Regions from separate parts of the Mus musculus genome. Here region 2 is linked to region 1. A link is a loop called in an ENCODE intact Hi-C map of the cell type or tissue named here. Cell type or tissue: gastrocnemius. All regions are shown on one strand. Links, peaks and the distances in the headings refer to the core of each region. The heading gives the core; the rest is flanking DNA.

Evidence for each region. Hi-C counts contacts between places; a loop is a spot of excess contacts. Peaks named below come from ENCODE experiments on the same cell type or tissue, not always from the same donor. Only the 100,000 strongest peaks of a DNase experiment are listed, where the experiment ranks them.
Region 2: it touches region 1 in a loop (6-fold over the local background); 2 of 42 quality-filtered maps call a loop at or near these places.

What each region holds. Positions count from the first base shown.
Region 1 is chr19:14,221,603-14,233,065 of GRCm38, forward strand. No RefSeq gene overlaps it. Among named protein-coding and RNA genes, the nearest start is that of Gm31331, 130 kb to the left of the region's middle. In gastrocnemius, for the core only: no CTCF peak of the experiment used is centred there; DNase peaks (open chromatin) are centred at 4,340 and 5,175; H3K4me3 peaks cover 259 bases; H3K27ac peaks cover 1,651 bases.
Region 2 is chr19:14,123,900-14,135,362 of GRCm38, forward strand. No RefSeq gene overlaps it. Among named protein-coding and RNA genes, the nearest start is that of Gm31331, 33 kb to the left of the region's middle. In gastrocnemius, for the core only: no CTCF peak of the experiment used is centred there; no DNase peak of the experiment used is centred there; H3K27ac peaks cover 389 bases.

The DNA of each region.
Region 1 (11,463 bases), core at 1,296-9,295:
AACAAAATTGCCATTCTAGTTTTGTTAGCAAATAAAATGTTAACTGATATTGCGTTCTATTGGTTAGCACATGATGAACTTCCCTCGATTTAATCACTTAAAATCCATCTGTTCCATTTGAATGTGGATCTGTCAATCAGGAATTTGGACAGTGTATACTCCCTGACATGTGCTCTTAACTAGGATAGTGTCAGAGGCTGGAACCAGTCGGAGCATTCAGCAGGGTCACAAGCCTGTGACCCTGCTTCTTGCTTTTGGTAGGCTTTCTTTATGCTTGGGTTATGGTCTTGTCACACATCCAACTGGGTATATTCATAGAGTGGATGTTGTACATGGTATCTGATCTTCCAAGGAAAAGAGAGGATGCTCAGGAGTCATGAAGGCCAGGCCCAGCACTGATATAATAAGGTATCTTTGTAGTCTTTTGATCAAAGCAAACCATTGAGAAGTTTGGTCTGATGGTACAGGGCTACAATCTTAGGTATTTGGGAAGTTTTAGCAGAACCTCAAATTCATAGCCAGTGTAGCACCTTAGAAAAATCCTATTACAAAATGAAAAGATGTTAACACAGACACAGTAGAGCAAATTCACATTCCCTGCTGAAATGGACGAAGCAGTACATACAAAGAATCAAGAGGTTGTTGGTGGCCATTTTGGGACACTCCAACGTGTTTTTATTATCCCTGGCCTTAAAGTGCTTGGTTGTGGAAAATCTTATCTTAGATATTTAACCTCAAGTATCTTGAAAATTTCAATCATCCAGTGCCAATACAATCTCAATTTTGAAAGCAACCTAAATTGAAAAGGTTGTTGGGTAGTGAAATGACAAATGACTTTGACCGTAATATATTAGAATCATCAATTAAATAAAAACTACTAGTATAGTTCTATGGCTAATCTTACTTACCAACTTGACTACATCTGTAACCAACTAAAACCCAAGCAAGCCTGGAAGAATTTTCATGATTAAATCACTTAATATGGGAAAACCCACCTTATGACTGGGCCACACCTTCTTGTGGCAGCCCACATAAAATGACACAGAAAAGGGAAGCCTTTGATACTTCCCTGCTTGCCCTCACTCTCACTGGCAAATTTATCTATCTAGTTGCTGAGACATTCCTTTGCTGATATTAGAGCCTACTTCTTCTGGCTTCCAAGAGACTGAAGACTTGTTGTTCTCAATGAATTCCCTGGGACTTCCTCTCCCACTGAGGCCAGACAAGGTAGCCCAGCTAGAAGCACATACCCTGTGTACAAACAACAACTTGTGGAATGACCCACACACACACTCCAGTTGTTCAGGACATACAAGAAGACCAAGCTGCACATTTGCTACATAGGTGAGAGGAGGCCTAGCTTCAGCCCATGTGTGTAGTTCAGTTGGTGGTTCAGACTCTGAGAGCCCCAAGGGTCCAGATTATTTGACTCTGTTAGTATTCCTGTAGAGTTCCTATCCCCTGTAGGGCCCACAATCCTTCCTCTTATTCTTCCATAAGACTCCCCAATCTCCATCACTGTTTGATTGTGATGATCTGTATCTGTCTAAGTTGGTTGCTGATGGAGCCTCTCAGAAGACAACCTGCTTCTGTCTACAGGCATAAGAGAGTATCATTAACTGAAGAATGGATAAAGAAAATGTGGTACATCTACATAATGGAATACCACTCAGCTATTAAAAACAAAGACAACATGAGTTTTGCAAGTAAATAGATGGAACTTGAGAAATTTATCCCAAGTGAGGTAACCCAGACCCTAAAAGACATACATGGTATATACTCACTTATAAGTGGATATTAGCCATAAAATACAGATACCATGCTACACTCCACAGACCAAAGAAGCTAAACAAGAAGGAAGGCCCAAGCAAGAAAGCTTCAATTTCACTTAGAAGGGGGAGTAAAATAGTCATAAGAGGCAGATGGAGGATGGGAACTTCGAGGGAGTGGGTGGAGAGGGGAATGGGGTGTTTGGGATCAAGTGTGGAGAATGACAGGAGAGATGGATAGATGGCCATGAAATTGAATGGGAATCTGCAACTGACAGGGGTGAGAAGGTGGGGGACATCTATAGGATGAAACAGAGACTTGGGAAAAGGGAGACACCCAAGAATCAATGGGGATAGCCTAGCTTATAACATTGAGGATATGGAACCTGAAGAGGCTACTTCCTGTAGCCAGGCAGGAACTCCAGTGGAGCATTAGCGACACTAACCCACCCATAAAACATTCAATACAAAATTTATCCTGTCTACTAGAAATTCAGGCATGGGGAATAGAACAGAGACCGAGGGAATGACCAACCAATACCTGGCCCAACCTGATACCCATCCCATGGTCAAGTTCCAAAACCTCCAGCTTTTAAGCCTCTGGAGCTTTCTGTTAGACACACTTTTACATTTCTCTGTAAAGGGATGTAAAATTGCTAAAGGAATCAGGGACATCCATTTTGACTCCACTGGAAAGAGACTCTTGGGAGTGGGCATCTTGTCCTCAGGACATCTTGGGAGTTTCTTCTCTTTGCTGATTTTACTTTCCATCGTTCACTATAATCATTTATAACCAGAAGTTCAACCTTACGATGAGCCTTGAACATTCTCTAGACACCCATCAGACCTGTATAACTATCTTAACAGGGTACCACAATGATTTAGAATGCATGAGACAGTCCACAAGATGCCTTATATGGGCCTAGAATCACAGAGAGGACATGGTATAAATCAGCACCTCTCAAACCATATACCCACTCACACACCCACACACATAAACATACATTCTCAGATATGTTCAAACCATACTGTAGATATTCCATGTGTTTGTAATGTTATACTATCATTTTCATCTTTACTTTTTAATCAAGAAAAACCAATAAATTCACTTAATTGAAAGCAAAATTATTGGCAATTTTTTTCTTTCTATAGAAATTTTGAGCAAAATTCTAGATTTACACCTTCATTTACAGGGGAATGCCGGGGCCAAAAAATGGGAATGGGTGGGTAGGGAAGTGGGGGGGGGGGTATGGGGGACTTTTGGAATAGCATTCTAAATGTAATTGAGGAAAATACATAATAATAAAAAATATTAAAAATAAAAAAAGAGAAAAAAAGGCAATGTATGTAATGATCATATAAGCATGTTCCTAATACACTTAGTCTATAGCTGATGCTAGAAACATCAATGAGGCTGAGTGACCAGTATAATATAGACCTGCATGATGAGGGCATTGTGAACATGGCCTCAAGTGCACAGCTTCACGCTAACCAAGGATAAACTATGTAATGCCGTGGCTACCTATCCGGTAACTACCTCTTTTAACTTATTGCCCTCACCTTCTTTCCTTCCAAAATGTCCTTCTTTCTTATTTATTTATCAAAGGAAAGAAACAGAAGGAATGGAACTCAAATAAACAGGTGTCCTCTGAATTTCCCCTGGAGTTATCCCACTCGAGCTCCCTGATAGCATGAGGAAGCACGGCAAACTTCTGTCCTTGTGTGGCACAGTCTCATTTTAGTATCACCTGTTTCTATTTGGAATGAAGGGGAACCCAAAAATAAATGAACTGGCTCAGAAGCCCATGATGAAAATAGCATTGAAAGACTGACTCCGTCTGCAGCTGGCCCTCACCACAGACTGTGCCGGGTCTCCACCTCCCTCCTCCACTTCCCCTTCTATGCCAGGGCAGCTTATTCACACTGCCAGTGAATACTTAACACGGAATTCTTCAAGTACCACTGCAGAGCATCCAGCAAACACAGCTCTAAACTTAGCCTCACATATGTAGCCAGAGACACAGATAAATATAGAGACCTAGAAATACATACAGAATGCCAGAGAAACATGCTCTCGGCCAGAAACATATTGTGAATATGCAAATACCTCAGTGTCTGGTACTGAAGCTTTGCCCTTTAGCACTTACCTCGCTCTGTCTTTCTCTCATTTTCTCTCAGTACCATATCCCCCTCCACCAGTCTCTACCCATCTGTTTATTTTTTTTCCAATCTCCTCATTTAAAAAAAAAATATGGTATCACCTCTTAAAAATAAGAAAAAATATGGTGCTACAATTCCCACTGCCAGGTGTAACATATGATTCTGCTTCTGGGAGCTGGGAAACAAAATGTATAAAGGGGGATGGGTGTGTTCAAACTTTCTTACAAAGGTTACCAGAAATGGATTCTTAACCATTTTGTCTGCACTGTGTTCATTCCTTATTAGATTTCAGGTTTGCTTTGTAGTTTAAAGAAATTGTATAATCCAGACCTTGTCATCAACTGGTTTAATTTATTTCCCCGAAATGAGAGGCCTGGCAGAGGCAAGCAAGCCTGGCAGGGGCAGGCCTGCCTCTCAGATGTCTGGATCAGCGAGCTTAGCTATGGAAACAAGTGTTAAAGTGCCACGGACGACAAGTTCCATGGGTGCTTTTCACATCACATTCTATATGGATGACATCATTCTGTATACTGACCAGCACAACTGCATCCTTCTGTTTGATCTACATCACAGAGATGTGCCTCCATGAACCAGAAATTGGCACTGTTACAAATTATCTATTCTAGCAAGAAAATGAGACTTAATTAAGTCAATTAGCCAATAAATGAAACAAACATAAGAGGGAAAGAAGAAAGTCAGGACAAATTTCTTTTCCAGGAGCTAAATTCCTTGTCTAAAAGGGAAACTATTGGCATTCTAAGTATTCTAAGAAAAGATCTTGCTATATCTATATTTTATATTCCTGTTTGCAGCACTAAAGATATAGTGGCATGAGCATCATTATTAGAAGTAGCTATTTTCAATAAGTTGCTAGAAAATGGTCATCATTAATCTGACCTACTGAGAAAGATAACAGAATAAAGGAATGGGTAGTTCTGGAGTACATACCCTTTGCCAGCCTAGCGACCAGACATGAGTTATTGTATTTCATTTCATCTTTACAAACAGCACTGCAGGGGAGGTATAATCCTTGTTTTATGAGAAAGGAAACTGAGACTCTGAGAGGTTAAGTAATATGCTCAAGGCCTCAAGGTTATAAGTGCAACAGCCAGAATTCAATCTGAGCTTTGTCTACAAAGCCCATGTTCTTTCCACTGAATCAACCTAGACAGCAAGTTCAGGGCATGTAAGGCCAAATTGGCAAACCCTGGTCCTGGCAAGCTTCCCCTTAGCTTAGCTGGTTTAAAAGGACAAGGTATCATATCTCCAGTTGGGTCACAATAATTAGATGTGCTCCCCTGGCCTTCAAGTGATGTTGGCCTGGCTCCAGCTCCTATATCAGCATTACTCAATTGAAATCTTATCTGACCCTTGATGAGTTATTAAATCAAAGTCAAATTTAAACTGATGTTCAGAAACTCTACACTTGAAAAACAGGAACAGAAAATCAAAAGACCTCTATTTGTTCTCTTTGTAAATACTTGCTTTTTAATGTAATTATTGATCTTAAAACAAAGAGAAAGAAATAGATCAGAGATATCCCTAAATCACAAGTGGATAAAAGAGAAAACGGTTTATACTTATGTTCCCAAACAGGTCTGGTAGCTACAAGGGCTGATGACTTTATGGCCATTTACATGTGCAAAGTGTCAAGCAGTAATAAACTGGGTGAGCACAGATGCCACCCAAATAATCCCAGGAGTACGCAAGAAGGGGGCGTCAAATAAAACAATGAACATGACTTTGAGAATGGACATTATAAACAGGTCTTCAAACGAGCAGTAACTGGACAGCTATATTGAAGTTTGCCACCCTACTGTGGCCATACAAAAGTTTGCAGAAATATATATGAAGAACTTAAATCGACATTACCAGTGATATTCGGCTTTCAGTTTCCATCAGAATAAATTTCAAATCAATCCTGAAAGGTCACAGCCACAGTCCAAGCAATGCAGATCCACTTCAAGGTTCCAGTTGCACCTTTCCAGTAACCTCTGTCTTCTACTTCCATGGAGCAGGGATGGCTCTCAGGAGACTAGCCAGCAAAATCAAACTATCAGAAAACAAAATGCATCTTACATCTCTAAATGGGGATCTGCCTTCAGTTTTTTATTTTAGTGGCTGATTTGATTGATTGGAAGTTGGGGAAACAGAATAAGCACAGGGGCTGTATGAGAGAGGAAAGGTGATAATCTCATTATAGATAGAGATGTATAGAGATGTATAGATGTATAGAGTAGCAGTTCTCATCCTGTGGGCCTTTGGGGTCAAATGGCCCTTTCACAGGGGTCATGTATCAGATATTTATATTATGGTTTATAATAGTGGCAAATTTATAGTTATGAAGTAGCAACAAAATAATTTTATGCTTGGGGTTCACCACAACATGAGGAACTATATTAAAGGGTCACAGCATTAGGAAGGTTAAGAACCACTTGTTCAGAAGGGCTGCTACCACTGTCTGAAAATTCACAGTTTATTTTGTAAAATAAGATCTCAGTGGCTGAGAGAAGGAACACTGTGCAGCACCCAGGGCACCTGACACAGCAGAAAATACTCCCTGAGACCCAAAAGGGGGAATATTCTACATATTCCTTACACATTTGCAGCAGGATTATTCTAGTTTGAGTCTTGAAGGCTTAGTCCCCAGTCTCCAGCGCTGTTGAGAGGTAATGGGAACATTAAGAGGTGGGGCCTGTTGGGAATGAGCTAAATCACTGAAGGCTCAGCTTTGAAGGATAAAGTGAGACACCCTGCTCTTTCCTGCTTTTTTGCCTCTACACTGTGCCCAGTTGAACAGATCCTCTGCAAAAGTCCGCCACCATAATATACTACCCACCACAGTGGAATCAACTGACCATGGATTGAAATCTCTGAAATAATTATGAGTTGTGATAAGCCCATCCCCAGCCGTCGTGTATCTCAGATGTTCTGACAAAGTGACAGAAAGCTGGCTAACATGGCCATAGATTGGTCTTATTCCACTGTCTAAACTGAGTGTGTTAACAGGGACTGATGTCAAGGTTTTAATCAGACAATTCTTAGTTCTTGCAGGACCCACAATTTGCTTAAGAATATGAGGGTTGGCCCTTCCGCTCGACTCGAGCCCCGAGCTACCTTGCCAGCAGAGTCTTGCCCAACACCCGCAAGGGCCCACACGGGACTCCCCACGGGACCCTAAGACCTCTGGTGAGTGGAACACAGCGCCTGCCCCAATCCAATCACGCGGAACTTGAGACTGCTGTACATAGGGAAGCAGGCTACCCGGGCCTGATCTGGGGCACAAGTCCCTTTCGCTCGACTCGAGCCCCGGGCTACCTTGCCAGCAGAGTCTTGCCCAACACCCGCAAGGGCCCACACGGGACTCCCCACGGGACCCTAAGACCTCTGGTGAGTGGAACACAGCGCCTGCCCCAACCCAATCGCGCGGAACTTGAAACTGCGGTACATAGGGAAGCAGGCTACCCGGGCTTGATCTGGGGCACAAACCCCTTCCACTCCACTCGAGCCCCGGGCTACCTTGCCAGCTGAGTCGCCTGACACCCGCAAGGGCCCACACAGGATTCCACACGTGATCCTAAGACCTCTAGTGAGTGGAACACAACTTCTGCCAGGAGTCTGGTTCGAACACCAGATATCTGGGTACCTGCCTTGCAAGAAGAGAGCTTGCCTGCAAAGAATACTCTGCCCACTGAAACTAAGGAGAGTGCTACCCTCCAGGTCTGCTCATAGAGGCTAACAGAGTCACCTGAAGAACAAGCTCTTAACAGTGACAACTAAAACAGCTAGCTTCAGAGATTACCAGATGGCGAAAGGCAAACGTAAGAATCCTACTAACAGAAATCAAGACCACTCACCATCATCAGAACGCAGCACTCCCACCCCACCTAGTCCTGGGCACCCCAACACAACCGAAAATCTAGACCCAGATTTAAAAACATTTCTCATGATGATGATAGAGGATATCAAGAAGGACTTTCATAAGTCACTTAAAGAATTACAGGAGAGCACTGCTAAAGAGTTACAGGCCCTTAAAGAAAAGCAGGAAAACACAGCCAAACAGGTAGAAATCATTAAAGAAAAACAGGAAAACACATCCAAACAGGTGATGGAAATGAACAAAACCATACTAGAACTAAAAGGGGAAGTAGACACAATAAAGAAAACCCAAAGCGAGGCAACGCTGGAGATAGAAACCCTAGGAAAGAGATCTGGAACCATAGATGCGAGCATCAGCAACAGAATACAAGAAATGGAAGAGAGAATCTCAGGTGCAGAAGATTCCATAGAGAACATCGACACAACAGTCAAAGAAAATACAAAATGCAAAAGGATCCTAACTCAAAACATCCAGGTAATCCAGGACACAATGAGAAGACCAAACCTACGGATAATAGGAATTGATGAGAATGAAGATTTTCAACTTAAAGGGCCAGCTAATATCTTCAACAAAATAATAGAAGAAAACTTCCCAAACATAAAAAAAGAGATGCCCATGATCATACAAGAAGCCTACAGAACTCCAAATAGACTGGACCAGAAAAGAAATTCCTCCCGACACATAATAATCAGAACAACAAATGCACTAAATAAAGATAGAATATTAAAAGCAGTAAGGGAGAAAGGTCAAGTAACATATAAAGGAAGGCCTATCAGAATTACACCAGACTTTTCACCAGAGACTATGAAAGCCAGAAGAGCCTGGACAGATGTTATACAGACACTAAGAGAACACAAATGCCAGCCCAGGCTACTATACCCGGCCAAACTCTCAATTACCATAGATGGAGAAACCAAAGTATTCCACGACAAAAACAAATTCACACAATATCTTTCCACGAATCCAGCCCTTCAAAGGATAATAACAGAAAAGAAGCAATACAAGGACGGAAATCACGCCCTAGAACAACCAAGAAAGTAATCATTCAACAAACCAAAAAGAAGACAGCCACAAGAACAGAATGCCAACTCTAACAACAAAAATAAAAGGGAGCAACAATTACTTCTCCTTAATATCTCTTAATATCAATGGACTCAATTCCCCAATAAAAAGACATAGACTAACAGACTGGCTACACAAACAGGACCCAACATTCTGCTGCTTACAGGAAACCCATCTCAGGGAAAAGGACAGACACTACCTCAGAGTGAAAGGCTGGAAAACAATTTTCCAAGCAAATGGACTGAAGAAACAAGCTGGAGTAGCCATTTTAATATCGGATAAAATCGACTTCCAACCCAAAGTTATCAAAAAAGACAAGGAGGGACACTTCATACTCATCAAAGGTAAAATCCTCCAAGAGGAACTCTCAATTCTGAATATCTACGCACCAAATGCAAGGGCAGCCACATTCATTAGAGACACTTTAGTAAAGCTCAAAGCATACATTGCACCTCACACAATAATAGTGGGAGACTTCAACACACCACTTTCTTCAAAGGACAGATCGTGGAAACAGAAACTAAACAGGGACACAGTGAAACTAACAGAAGTTATGAAACAAATGGACAGCAAACCAGTAGCCAACATCAAAGTAAATGGAGAGAAGCTGGAAGCAATCCCACTAAAATCAGGGACTAGACAAGGCTGCCCACTTTCTCCCTACCTTTTCAACATAGTACTTGAAGTATTAGCCAGAGCAATTCGACAACAAAAGGAGATCAAGGGGATACAAATTGGAAAAGAGGAAGTCAAAATATCACTTTTTGCAGATGATATGATAGTATATATAAGTGACCCTAAAAATTCTACCAGAGAACTCCTAAACCTGATAAACAGCTTCGGTGAAGTAGCTGGATATAAAATAAACTCAAACAAGTCAATGGCCTTTCTCTATACAAAGAATAAACAGGCTGAGAAAGAAATTAGGGAAACAACACCCTTCTCAATAGTCACAAATAATATAAAATATCTTGGCGTGACTCTAACTAAGGAAGTGAAAGATCTGTATGATAAAAACTTCAAATCTCTGAAGAAAGAAATTAAGGAAGATCTCAGAAGATGGAAAGATCTCCCATGCTCATGGATTGGCAGGATCAACATTGTAAAAATGGCTATCTTGCCAAAAGCAATCTACAGATTCAATGCAATCCCCATCAAAATTCCAACTCAATTCTTCAATGAATTGGAAGGAGCAATTTGCAAATTTGTCTGGAATAACAAAAAACCTAGGATAGCAAAAAGTCTTCTCAAGGATAAAAGAACTTCTGGCGGAATCACCATGCCAGACCTAAAGCTTTACTACAGAGCAATTGTGGTAAAACCTGCATGGTACTGGTATAGAGACAGACAAGTAGACCAATGGAATAGAATTGAAGACCCAGAAATGAACCAACACACCTATGGTCACTTGATCTTCGACAAGGGAGCTAAAACCATCCAGTGGAAGAAAGACAGCATTTTCAACAATTGGTGCTGGCACAACTGGTTGTTATCGTGTAGAAGAATGCGAATCGATCCATACTTATCTCCTTGTACTAAGGTCAAATCTAAGTGGATCAAGGAACTTCACATAAAACCAGAGACACTGAAACTTATAGAGGAGAAAGTGGGGAAAAGCCTTGAAGATATGGGCACAGGGGAAAAATTCCTGAACAGAACAGTAATGGCTTGTGCTGTAAGATCGAGAATTGACAAATGGGACCTAATGAAACTCCAAAGTTTCTGCAAGGCAAAAGACACCGTCAATAAGACAAAAAGACCACCAACAGATTGGGAAAGGATCTTTACCTATCCTAAATCAGATAGGGGACTAATATCCAACATATATAAAGAACTCAAGAAGGTGGACTTCAGAAAATCAAATAACCCCATTAAAAAATGGGGCTCAGAACTGAACAAAGAATTCTCACCTGAGGAATACCGAATGGCAGAGAAGCACTTGAAAAAAGGTTCAACATCCTTAATCATCAGGGAAATGCAAATCAAAACAACCCTGAGATTCCACCTCACACCAGTCAGAATGGCTAGGATCAAAAATTCAGGTGACAGCAGATGCTGGCGTGGATGTGGAGAAAGAGGAACACTCCTCCATTGTTGGTGGGAATGCAGGCTTGTACAACCACTCTGGAAATCAGTCTGGCGGTTCCTCAGAAAACTGGACATAGTACTACCGGAGGATCCAGCAATACCTCTCCTGGGCATATATCCAGAAGATGCCCCAACAGGTAAGAAGGACACATGCTCCACTATGTTCATAGCAGCCTTATTTATAATAGCCAGAAGCTGGAAAGAACCTAGATGCCCCTCAACAGAGGAATGGATACAGAAAATGTGGTACATCTACACAATGGAGTACTACTCAGCTATTAAAAAGAATGAATTTATGAAATTCCTAGCCAAATGGATGGACCTGGAGGGCATCATCCTGAGTGAGGTAACACATTCACAAAGAAACTCACACAATATGTATTCACTGATAAGTGGATATTAGCCCCAAACCTAGGATACCCAAGATATAAGATATAATTTGCTAAACACATGAAACTCAAGAAGAATGAAGACTGAAGTGTGGACACTATGCCCCTCCTTAGA
Region 2 (11,463 bases), core at 1,507-9,506, 97 kb before region 1:
TATACACTAAAGCTTTGGAAATGTCCGACTAATAGGATTAAGCAATAGCAGATGCAGGTCCCCGTTCAGGTTAAAAATGCACTTTTTACATTACAAAGTCAGACAGATCCCTTTGAACATGCAATGAATATGGATGTTTTCAATTATCACAGTCTTCCAGGGCTATACGATATGGTAAATTAATCCCTTTAGAACATCGGAAACAGGACAAAATAGCCTTCTTGAGGCTGAAATCCCTCGTTTTAGATTTTCCTTCATGGGGATAAGCAGCGGTGCACCTCACATAATTAATCTTATTACAAACAGAGAGAAAGGGGAAGTGGGGAAAAAAGTGTATAAAATTTGTTTAAATATTTGAGAAACTTAGAAAAAAAGGCACTTTGAAATCAACATCTCTTAATTAATTTCCAAGCAGTCAAACATGCAAACAGAAGGCACAGCAAGCTGTTGGGTGTGTTGGGAGGGATTTTATTTCTGTGTGCCTCAGGTGTTAGTGTGACAGGGAAAAGGGGAAAAATTAAGGTCAGTTAGAAAAAAAAATGAACATGATAATAACTGCCAGTACAAAGCGCAACTCCCAAGACACGGGAGTGAATATGAAACCTGAGTGGAGAGGAGAAGCAGAGGGCAAACGGGGAAATGAATCCTTTGCAGCAGGACACTGGATAAAGCTATCACCTTCTGGAACAGCTCCTCACTAAACTGCCATTGATGTAATTAGAGGGACTTGGATGTGCCAAAATTTCACTCACTTTGACTCACTTAGGAGTGACTAGGGGGAGAAAGCCTCAGAACCATGCAGCCAGCCCGGCAATGGTAAGAGACCCAAACTACAGCAAAGCAGGCCAAGTAGCGTTGGTTTGAACCTTTGTAGAGTTTAAAGTCAAAGATCTTTCTTACTGGTCTGAGCAATGGTGTTGTGCCTCAGGAACAAGAATTTGAATCACTCCGCACAACCCAAGATAGCTCTTCGTGTCACAAGTCCGACCAGGTGGGAAATTTCATCAGCAAAAAGGAATCACAGTTGATTTTTTGTTTGTTTGGTTTTTATTTTGTTTTGTTTTGTTTTTCTTTGCTTTAAAGAAAGATGAAAAGGTAAAAGAAAAGAGCAGTTCATGCTGGCTTTCGTCCTGGATACAACTCTTTGAGGCTTTGTTTTCTTTCTATTCCTCGTATGCTTCCTCCCCACGCTAATGAACGGCATAAACAGAACTAGAGTGAAACACTGAAGATGAAACAAGCATATGGTGACCTAAGTATAAGAACAGTGTGATGGAACTGTGGGTTTGCATGGCTATGGGTTTCAACATGACTCATCAATCAAAACCCAGATCTGAAAAGACAGTTTAGCTTTCCCCAAGTTCATAATGATCAGGTTCACTGACACATCTTGACCTGTTTCCGTCTGGCAGCTGTCTAGTGTGCTGGCCTAAGAATACAAACTGGACAGATGGAAACACCTCAGCAGAAGTTGCCAAGCAATCTCCAAAGTCGTTTCTAGTTTAATTTTTTTTCATAGAAAAGTCACTTGTATATAGAATGAAAAGAAAGAAGAATTTATGTTAACCTGGCATTCTATTTTCTTTTTCATTTGCTTTTGTCAGTTGCACAATAAATTTCAGAAGATATAAACTAATTTCCAAAGACAGACTGTGCTTCAGTGAAAGACATTCAGAAAGGTGTTTTGTTAAATATGTATGTCCTTCTTTCTTAGAGAAAAGAAAAGAACATGATAATTGTTTGTCAAGTAGTATTAGTGATATATTATCAGAATCCATGTAACTTTTAAAATATTTATTTATTCATTGTAGGGATATATGTATTTGCCAGAGAGTGTTATATGCACTATACTCATGTAGGTGCTCTCAGAAGCCAGCAACGGTGTGAGATCCTCTGCAACTGGAGTTACAGGTGGCTATGAGCCATCCATGTGGGTACTGGGAACCAAACTCAGGTCATCTGCAAGAGCAAGCAAGTGCTCTTAACCAATGAGCCATCACTGATGTACTGGACACAGTTCTATCATCCAAATTTCAATGGCATGCATTAAGACTGATCTTTGTTCAGTTAATGCACATGTAGGACATTGGGGCCCAAGCTGAATGGAGATATTGATTAAAAGTCCTAAATATTGCTTTTAAGTCTACATTTCCTACCAGTTGCCAGAGCTGCTCAGTCTGGTCATCTAGGACAGAGCACCCAGCAGCAAGGCATTGGGACACTGAAGCCACTTAAGAACAAACATTCCACAAGCCCAACTGGATAGAACCAAGCAAACCTCCACACTTTGCATTTTGGAAGAAGTGCAAAGCTGTATATACAGGAGCAAATTTGATGTTAACCAAAGCACCACAAGTTTTGGCACAAGGCAGATTTAGCACATAAGTATACTTTGACTTCATTACGAGTCTAACTTTTCATTTCTCCACCATCTTATAAACTAACAATGTTCTAGAATTTTCAAATGAAGATTGTTAAAGTTCGGCACCATTAGAGGCATCTGAACATTATATTACTAGATCTGTTGTATGTTTAAATTTTCCACTACTGATTATTTTCAACAAAAACTAAGTCATTTATTTTTCAAAAGACCAAGATACGATCTCTCTGAAATTAAAAAAAAAATCCCCAAATTCATTATATTTAACAAAGTTAATTGTGTGTGTGTGTGTGTGTGTGTGTGTGTGTGTGTGTGTGTGTGTAAAATCCAGCTATGTTTAAAAAAAAAAGAAAAAAAAAGGATAGAAGAGGAAAAACCACTGAGGCACCCATGAAGGTCACTCTTGCCTTCCAATCCTTCATGAAATACTAGGAGAAACAGACAAGCACTCATCTGCAAATCAATGATCGATGTGCAACAGGAAAGATAAAAATGAATGTTCAATCAAAACACAAAGAAGTCAACAGTTGTTAATGACACTGGCTGACAACATCTACTAAAAATGCTGCATGCAAATAAAGGGTGTGCTAGTAGTATACACCCTAATGATATGGTTTCAAGTCATTGAATGTGGCCCTTCTAATTGTGTGCCTAAAAGTACATCAAGGACCTAATATTGCTTTTCGTGACATTATCTTTCTTTCCTCCACTCTAGGATTGTCATTACATCTAATGTATGCCTCTACTAGGAAATAGTAACTTGTTTCTGACTTTGTATTAAACTTGAATAGAATAAGAAAACATATTTCAAAGAAAATGGAACATGAAAAAGTGTTGAGGGACAGACAGAAGTTCTGGAAAGAAAAAACAGAAACACTCTGTCCTTCAGTCTAACAAACATTCCTGAACCATGAGTGTGGGGCATAGAGGGCAATTTCCCATAGTTCCTTGTGCAATGAAGTAGACTCATCCAGTCAGAACTCTCCTTGCTCCTTTGCTTCATTATCAACTGATGTTTGAGGGACTTATTTTGACCAACTTTTATGTTACAGAATTTCCACCTTAGCTTGTGAGTTTTCAGAACTTCAAGGAAGATTGAGACCTTTGAGAAAAGGCAATGCTAGAAAAGCAGAGTACATACTTTTCTACCAATCCCTAAGAGCCAGATACAGATGACTCAGTCATCCCCCTATCTTGAACAAGGAACTGTGAAATCAATAGCAATCATAGATTACAATAGAAATTTAATCTCTTGCTCAGAAGAGCTCAGAGATGACTAAAAATCCACCATCATGTTCTCAGCATACCTTCAACAGATTGAGGGTGTAGAGAAAAGGAACAGGAGAACTGTGAGTTGCTTCTCCAGGAAGCACTGCCTGGGAGGCAAGAAGAGACCACCCCAAAGAGCTTATGCTAGAACAGCTGGTTGCCATGATTTCAGAAGCCTTGACCTGAGAAATGCATTCCACAGATGAAACCTTTGTACACTTCTAAGTACAAGGTTTAACATAAAGTCAGAAATAGCCTATTCTCTTTCTCGTAGTGGGCATGCACTGGATATGAAAATAGCCACAGAACAGACAGAATAAAGTTATGTCACAGAAAGCAGTATTAGACTCCTTAACCTGTCTTCAGGCATGCATATAGAAGTATGGCTACATTCGGGAACTTGAAGCCTGACAGCTAGAGTATCCTTTCTCATCACAGCCTCTTTATGTACATATGGCTTTCAAACCAAGATTGGTTGATTGTTGTTTTGGGTGTTTGTTTGGCAGCCATATGTTGTCTTTCATTCCTCTCCTTGTCACTCCATCCCACTCTCAGACGTGGCTCTTCTTTGGTTGTGGGGTTTGAATGCTAAGCTTCTCCCCATGGATTCTATGAAGACTTACCCAGTATTCAATGACTGAACCACTGAACCCCACCTTTGTTAATGTGTGCAGCATTCAGGAGGTGACCAAAAGAACCTTATTTCTGATCAGATAGATTTACTACATAAGTGATTAGAAAACACAGAACATGTAGGCCTTAAAAAAAATGCCGAAGGCTGAGAAATGAACAGTAAATATATCTTCTCTGAAACTGAGGTCAACTTTAGTCATACATCAAAAGGTAGCCTGGTGTCTTGAAGTAGTTAATCTTATAAGTAGAGTGCCTGACAGCAGGGAAAAACTAACTCAGTATTTATTTTTCCACAGGGTTCAAACCCTTGTCATAAAGCCAGCCAGATGTTCCCAATTCTAGGGAACATGTTACTTTAGCCTTAGTGATGGTGAGTCACTGGAGAACCTCACTGCTATGCAGGATTCCAACAGAGATGACATTTTGCAATCCAAGCAGTGGCATGCCCCTTGTTTGGAGGCAAACCGAGAAATAGTTCCCTTCAAATGGGCCTCTAAACAGCTGTCAGGTCAGAATAGCTTCAAGTCGTTACCTATCTGAGCCATGCTGAAGCAGAGACTGTTAGGTGGTGAAAATCTCTGTATCATGTTACTAATCTCACTGGCCAACAGTGGCTGTGTGAACAGTCAGCATTCTCTGTTAGTAAGCAGCAAAAAATAAGTCACTGCTCACTACTAGGAGTTCAAGGAGCACTGCAGAGACTGGGAAACGGAGTAAGTTCAATAGGCCTTGTCAGAGATTTGCCTCCAGAGTAAAACATGACATCTGTTAAATCACAGATCACTCCAGCTCTGACCTGCTAATGCTTGACAACCCAGACTTTCTTCACAATGACCCATAAGTAGCCTTCCGCTAGTCAACATTAGCTCCAGAGCTTGGGCCCAATTTCCTGGCCAATTAGCAGCTCGGCAGTCTAAATTAAAGAAATCGGGAGCAGCTGTAAGCCTCTCACTACGATTACTTATAAACCCTTCAAATCTAGACTCAAATAGCTTCCCTATAGTTTTGCTCAATTGATTAACTCCGACTGGTTTATCACTAAACCATTCATTTACTTTAACAGTCCACTGCAGCCTCAGATAAAATGCATTTCATGTCCCTTCTTGGGCCTTTAATAATTAGCCATGTCTACCATGTCTTTTAATCTCTTACTTAATGAGTGCTTCCAATCTTTAATAATTTAAAAGCATATCAAGCCAAGTATCAATTAAAGAGAACTCTTCCAGGCAGCAAAAACAATAAGTGTTAAGTCAGTGGAGAAAAGTACACAGAGCCCTGTTGCTTTCCGTTGCTCAAGAGTACTTGAAAACTATGGGATTATTTCAAAACATTACACTTCACTGCAATTTATTTTAGTTAGCTTACAGGGAAATTAAGTATAAGAAATGATCGTGCATTTTGTGCAGTTTCAAAACAGAATCATGAATGGTAATATCAAGCCTAGTTCTTGCTTCTGAATATATTGCAACCTGCTTAGTTCATCCTCATTGCCCGAGAACACTAGCTGGCTTATGCTATAATTTACTGGTTATTGGTCCTTCAGATATTCTGCCTCATCTTTAAACTCTTGACTCTTCTAAGATAGCCAACTCATTGAAGCTGTTTCACACTATGTCCCTGGAAGGACACTCTGCATGTTTACTAATGAGTTTTTGCAAGGATTATTATTGGAACAGTGCTAGGTCCTCACTCCTGGAAGATTACTAGGAAAAAAGTAGGTAATTTCTGAGTAGATCTTGAGAGTCAAAGACTTAGCCTATAAAAATCTTTAACAGATTGTGAAAATGGCTGAATTACCCCCTCCCAGTAATGCAGAATTTATAGTGTGAGTTTCCATGGCAGATGGAGTCTTGATCTACAGACCTTGAAATCTAGATTAATTATTTTTTAAAGATTTATTTATTTATTTTAGGTATTTGAATACACTGTAGCTGGACAGATGGTTGTAAGCCATCATGAGGTTGCTGGGAATTGAACTCAGGACCTCTGTTCACTCCAGCTCTGCTCACTCTGGCCCTGCTCGCTCCAAACCAAAATTTATTTATTATATGTAAGTACACTGTAGCTGTCTTCAGACACACCAGACGAGGGCGTCAGATCTCATTACAAATGGTTGTGAGCCACCATGTGGTTGCTGGGATTTGAACTCAGGACCATCAGAAGAGCAGTGAGTGCTCTTAACCGCTGAGCCATGTCTCCAGCCTTAATTTTTTGTCACTAAAATTTCTACCTTTATTGGAAAAACAAATGGCAGAGCAATGTATCTGTTCTAAATCCAGGGCTATGATACTTTGAGCATATCTGCCTGCTCCTGTGGACACTTGCCTTTGTGACCAAGCGTGAGCCACCTCACCAGAGAATTAAAAACTGCACAGAGGCATTAGCTGTCACAGCTAAAAGGACATCTTAAGCAGCAGAGCTTTATGTCAACTTCATATAGCTACAGTTATCCGAAAGGAGGGAATCTCAACTGAGAAAATGCTTCCATGAGATCTGGCTCTATGGCATGTTCTTAGTGACTGATGATGGTGAAGAACTCAGCTCATTGTGGGTGGGGTCATCCCTAGTTGGTGGTCCTGGGTTCTGTAAGAAAGCAGACTGAACAAGTCACAAGAAACAGACCAGTAAATAGCACCACTCCCATAGAGTAAATCAACAGATTATAAAACAGATAAATGTTGCTCTTGTCATTACTGTCTCTATCTGCACCATGATATCACATTTTATATAATATTCACTATTGTTATAAAACCTAAAATGCTAATTTCCCATGAATGGAATTTTGGCTATTTTTAGCTTGTGTGTTGTATTAAGAAAAAATGGGCTTCAATATCAATAATGTTGGTACACCATGATTATTTGGATGTCTCAATAACACAGTAGCCATCAGAGGCTATTTCTATAACTTTCAAAGCCACAGCCATTTCAGTGTTATCCAGGAACACATGCATATCACACCATCAGTGTCTCTATAGCCAGTTGATTTGTGAGATAACAATGTGAGTAACTCATGCATGCTCCATCCCTAATGTGCTCTCTTTAACAAATAACCATTGCAGATTTCTGACACTTCCTGATGACATCAGGAGATATGACTGAACATTCTCTGGGCGCCACGGTACTCTCATCATCTGGCTTCGCTTGCTGATGGAGATAATAATGTTTAGGTGTCAATTTTGATGTCTGTATCTTAATATGCTTAAATACTGAGGTTCCCTTGGGCATGGGTCAGTAAGAGAGCATGCAGAATGGAGAAGCATAAGCAAAGAGCTTGTTTCTCAGTTCTGTTCCAGCACTGAGTCTGGAGGAAGAATGGCTTTGCTTATCTGAGAATCAGCAGCCATGGTATTAATGCAGTCACCACAGCCCTAATGCTATGCTGACTATGTATGTTTCTTAATTTGCACTTGCAAAGGACTCACGCAAAATAAACACTGTGTTCATAATTTTGTATAATACCCTCAGAATTGAAAATTCCAAATTTATCAAGTTCCTAATTATGCATTTGCTCGGAAGGCTAGTGACTGTTTAAAGAATCCAAAATATAAATATATTTTAGATACAGATATTAAATTGTGTGATCCACTTTCATTTTGATATGTTAAAGAATTTCTAAGGAGTAATGACAATTTTTGTTTTGTAAATTTGCAACTCATAATAACTTCTTTTATTCTTAAATTCAATGAATCCTCTTGCTACCTTTACAGGTACATAAGAGCAGGCATCGATCATTTCATTTTAAAGATAAGAACATGGAACTATTCATGTGGTACGTGTTCATTAGACAAACTAAATGTACATAAGTTTTGAAATTTGGTCTTACAGTAATAGCTAGCTACCAAAAAGCCAAATTAAGGCGAGAAAGATATCAAATCTATTGTTCTGGGCCAAACTTGATGTATGTTATGATAATAAATTTTATGTGTTGTTTGAGCACACTGAAAACTATGTTCTGGAAGTGAATTGTTACCTGCAACCCATTTAATACCAAAACATGTTTGTCTTCTAGTGTCATCCAAGATTTATTTTTCTGAAATTGGCTGCTCCCCTAAATTCTGTGCCAGGAAGAGGAGATAACAGTAAGAGACACGAGTTAAAACACCACGTTCTTAAGAACAACTAGAAAGTAAAGCATTTCTACCAGAGGTGACTATGCTTATCTCATAATATAAAAAGTGCCTGCAGTGGGAAAGAGAAGCCTGAAATTCAGCCAGGGAAGTCCAGCAGCTGCCTCAACTTCACCAGTCAGTTTCTGCTGAAGAAACTGAACATTTGATTTAATACCATGTTTTCCTTTCTATTTATCCATCTGTCTGTTTATCTGTTTGTTATTCTTTCTTTTGCTTGCTACATATGTAATTATATATAATTCATAAACTTACTAGTTTACAGCTATAGTAGATGATTCTTCTTACCATGTAGGACTTTATAATGTTTTTATATGGGAACATAAATTAACATTTCTAGCAATAGCATACACTGATCCCTGTTTTTCCAAACATCATCGAGACTTATTTTTTTATAATAGACAACCTAACAAGTACAAGGTTATAGCCTGAATCAAAATTTTTTCCATCCCATCTCTTTGTATTAAAATCCAAGCACAAAGCTAGCTACTGTTACATCTAAAAGGTGAATGGATTGTAGAGAGAATATCTTGAATAGTGTATGGATGTATCACTTGTCAATTAAAAAGATGCTGGCAAGGATGTGGAGAAAGAGGAACACTCCTTCATTGTTGGTGGGATTGCAAGCTTGTACAACCACTCTGGAAATCAGTCTGGCGGTTTCTCAGAAAATTGGGCATAGTACTACTGGAGGATCCCGTAATACCTCTCCTGGGCATATATCCAGAAGATGTTCCAACCGGCAACAAGGACACATGCTCTACTATGTTCATACCAGCCTTATTTATAATAGCCAGAAGCTGGAAAGAACCCAGATGTCCCTCAACAGAGGAATGGATACAGAAAATGTGGTACAAGGCCACACTCATAACCCTTTCCAAGCAGTTCCATCATCTGGGGACCAAATACTCAAGTATATGAGCCTATGGGGGCTTTTGTCATTCAAATTACCAGAATCCACACCTTGCTGCCCATAGACTCATGGCCATATTATAATGCAAAATGTATTTAATCCAATATCAAAATTTCCATGGTCTTTTACAGTCTCAAAGTCAAAAGTCTTTTTTGAGACTCAAAACAACCTCTTAATTATGACTCCTGTAAAATAAAAAAGGTGAATCATATATATCCAAAAACAATAGCACAGAATATAAGTTACCATCCCAAAAGATAGGCAATGGACATAGTGAGGAAATGTTGGATCAAAGCAAGATGTAATTCAAGCAAATTTAGCTATCTTTGATGTCATAGAACTTAAATGGCTCTGTCCCTCATGCTTTTCTACCTGAAAGATAAATCTTTCTCTTGGGCTAGTTACACTTCTTGTGTGTATCTTTGGCAGCTAGCCCGTGGCTCTAGAACTCCTAACATCTTGGAGTTGTCAATCTAATTCAAGCTTCACTTTGACTATTGCACATTGCCTAGTCTTAGGGACTCTTTTAAACTGCACAGAACTTTTCCTCAACCCATTTACTCATATATCCTCCATGCCCGCCATGTGAGTAGCATGACCAAGTTCAGCTACCTGCCTGGTCTCCTTGACTTACTTTTGCAGCACCTTTGATTTGTTGTTTGTTTGTGGGAGCAGAAATTCCTTATGCTTTTTCCTTTCACAAATTCACGGCTTAACTGGGTGGGATCTTGACCCAAAGGCATCCCTCCATTTACTCCCTATGAGGATCAGACATATCTTTAATCTCCTTATCTCTTTCAGTATAAACCTTGCTCTTTTTCTCTTTCAACTGCACATTTATTTCTTCCTTTCCTGTTTGGTCTCATTTATTATAGACCTGTTTAAGAGTGACAGACTCTTATTGGGCTGTCTTTACATCCTCATGACAGACTCAATATTAAGCTGTCTGGAAACCTGTCCCACCAAGGAAATTCATGTATTATTTCTCAATTTAGCTTTAGACAAATTATTCAAACATGGACAAAAGGCAGTCTCACTTTTGCCAAATTATTACAGAAATGATCTTTGACCAAATTGCTGTTAAAGTCTTTGTTTCCCCCGATGCCTTTTGAGCTGGTTCTATACAGTCCACACAGATCTTAGCACTACTGTCTTCCAAGCTCCAACAAGGATGGTCCATTAAGCTCTATGTAAACCATTCAATGCTCCCCTAGTTCAAAGTACCAAGACCGTCAACATTTCTCCAAAACACAGCATGATCAGGTCTGTTACAGTCCTGCTCCCGATACCAACTTATATATTTGTTACCTTTCTATGGCTGTAATAAAACACCATGACCAAGACAGCTCATAAAAGCAAACATTTAATTGGGCTTTCAGTTTCAAAGGTTTAGAGTTCTTGATGGTGGAGCAAAGATAAAGAAGCAGGAACAGCTGAAAGCTCACATCTCAAACTGCAAGCAGGAGGCAGAAGCCATACTGGGAATAACATGCATCTTTTAAATCTAGATTTCTGGTCCCAGTGACACCGCTCTTCCAACAAGTCCTTACCTCCTGAGACTTCCCAAACAGTCCTACCAACTGCAGATCAAGTATTCAGACATATGCTCCTACAGGATCAGTTCTCAATCAAATCACTACAACTTTCATATTATTTATAGACTGTAAAACTTTACAGTTTCTTTACTTTTCATTTTTTATTGGTGCATATTTATTTACATATGTTAGGTTTCACAAACACTTTCTTAGCATACCAGACATTTTGAACATGTTCACCCCTATATCCTCCCCTTCCTTCTTCCATAACATTATCTTCCTCTTACTTTTCTCCTTTCTTTCCTTCTTCCCTCAGTCTGCATATACCTATAAAATCTTTCTTAGTTGGATGGTTTCCACTTATACCCATATTTAAGCAGATAACATAATTTCTTTCATATATTTGAGTAAAATTTAATGTGTCAATATTTTCTTTAGTCATTTACCTATTGGTGGATGCCTGGGTTGATTCTGTACTTTCTATTGCAATCAGTGATGCTGCAGTATGTATTGATAGTCAGGTATCTCAGTGATATGGTGACGTAGAGTTTGGAGTAGATATGCAGATAGGGGTTAGTTGGGTCTTATGATAGATTTGTTTTCAGA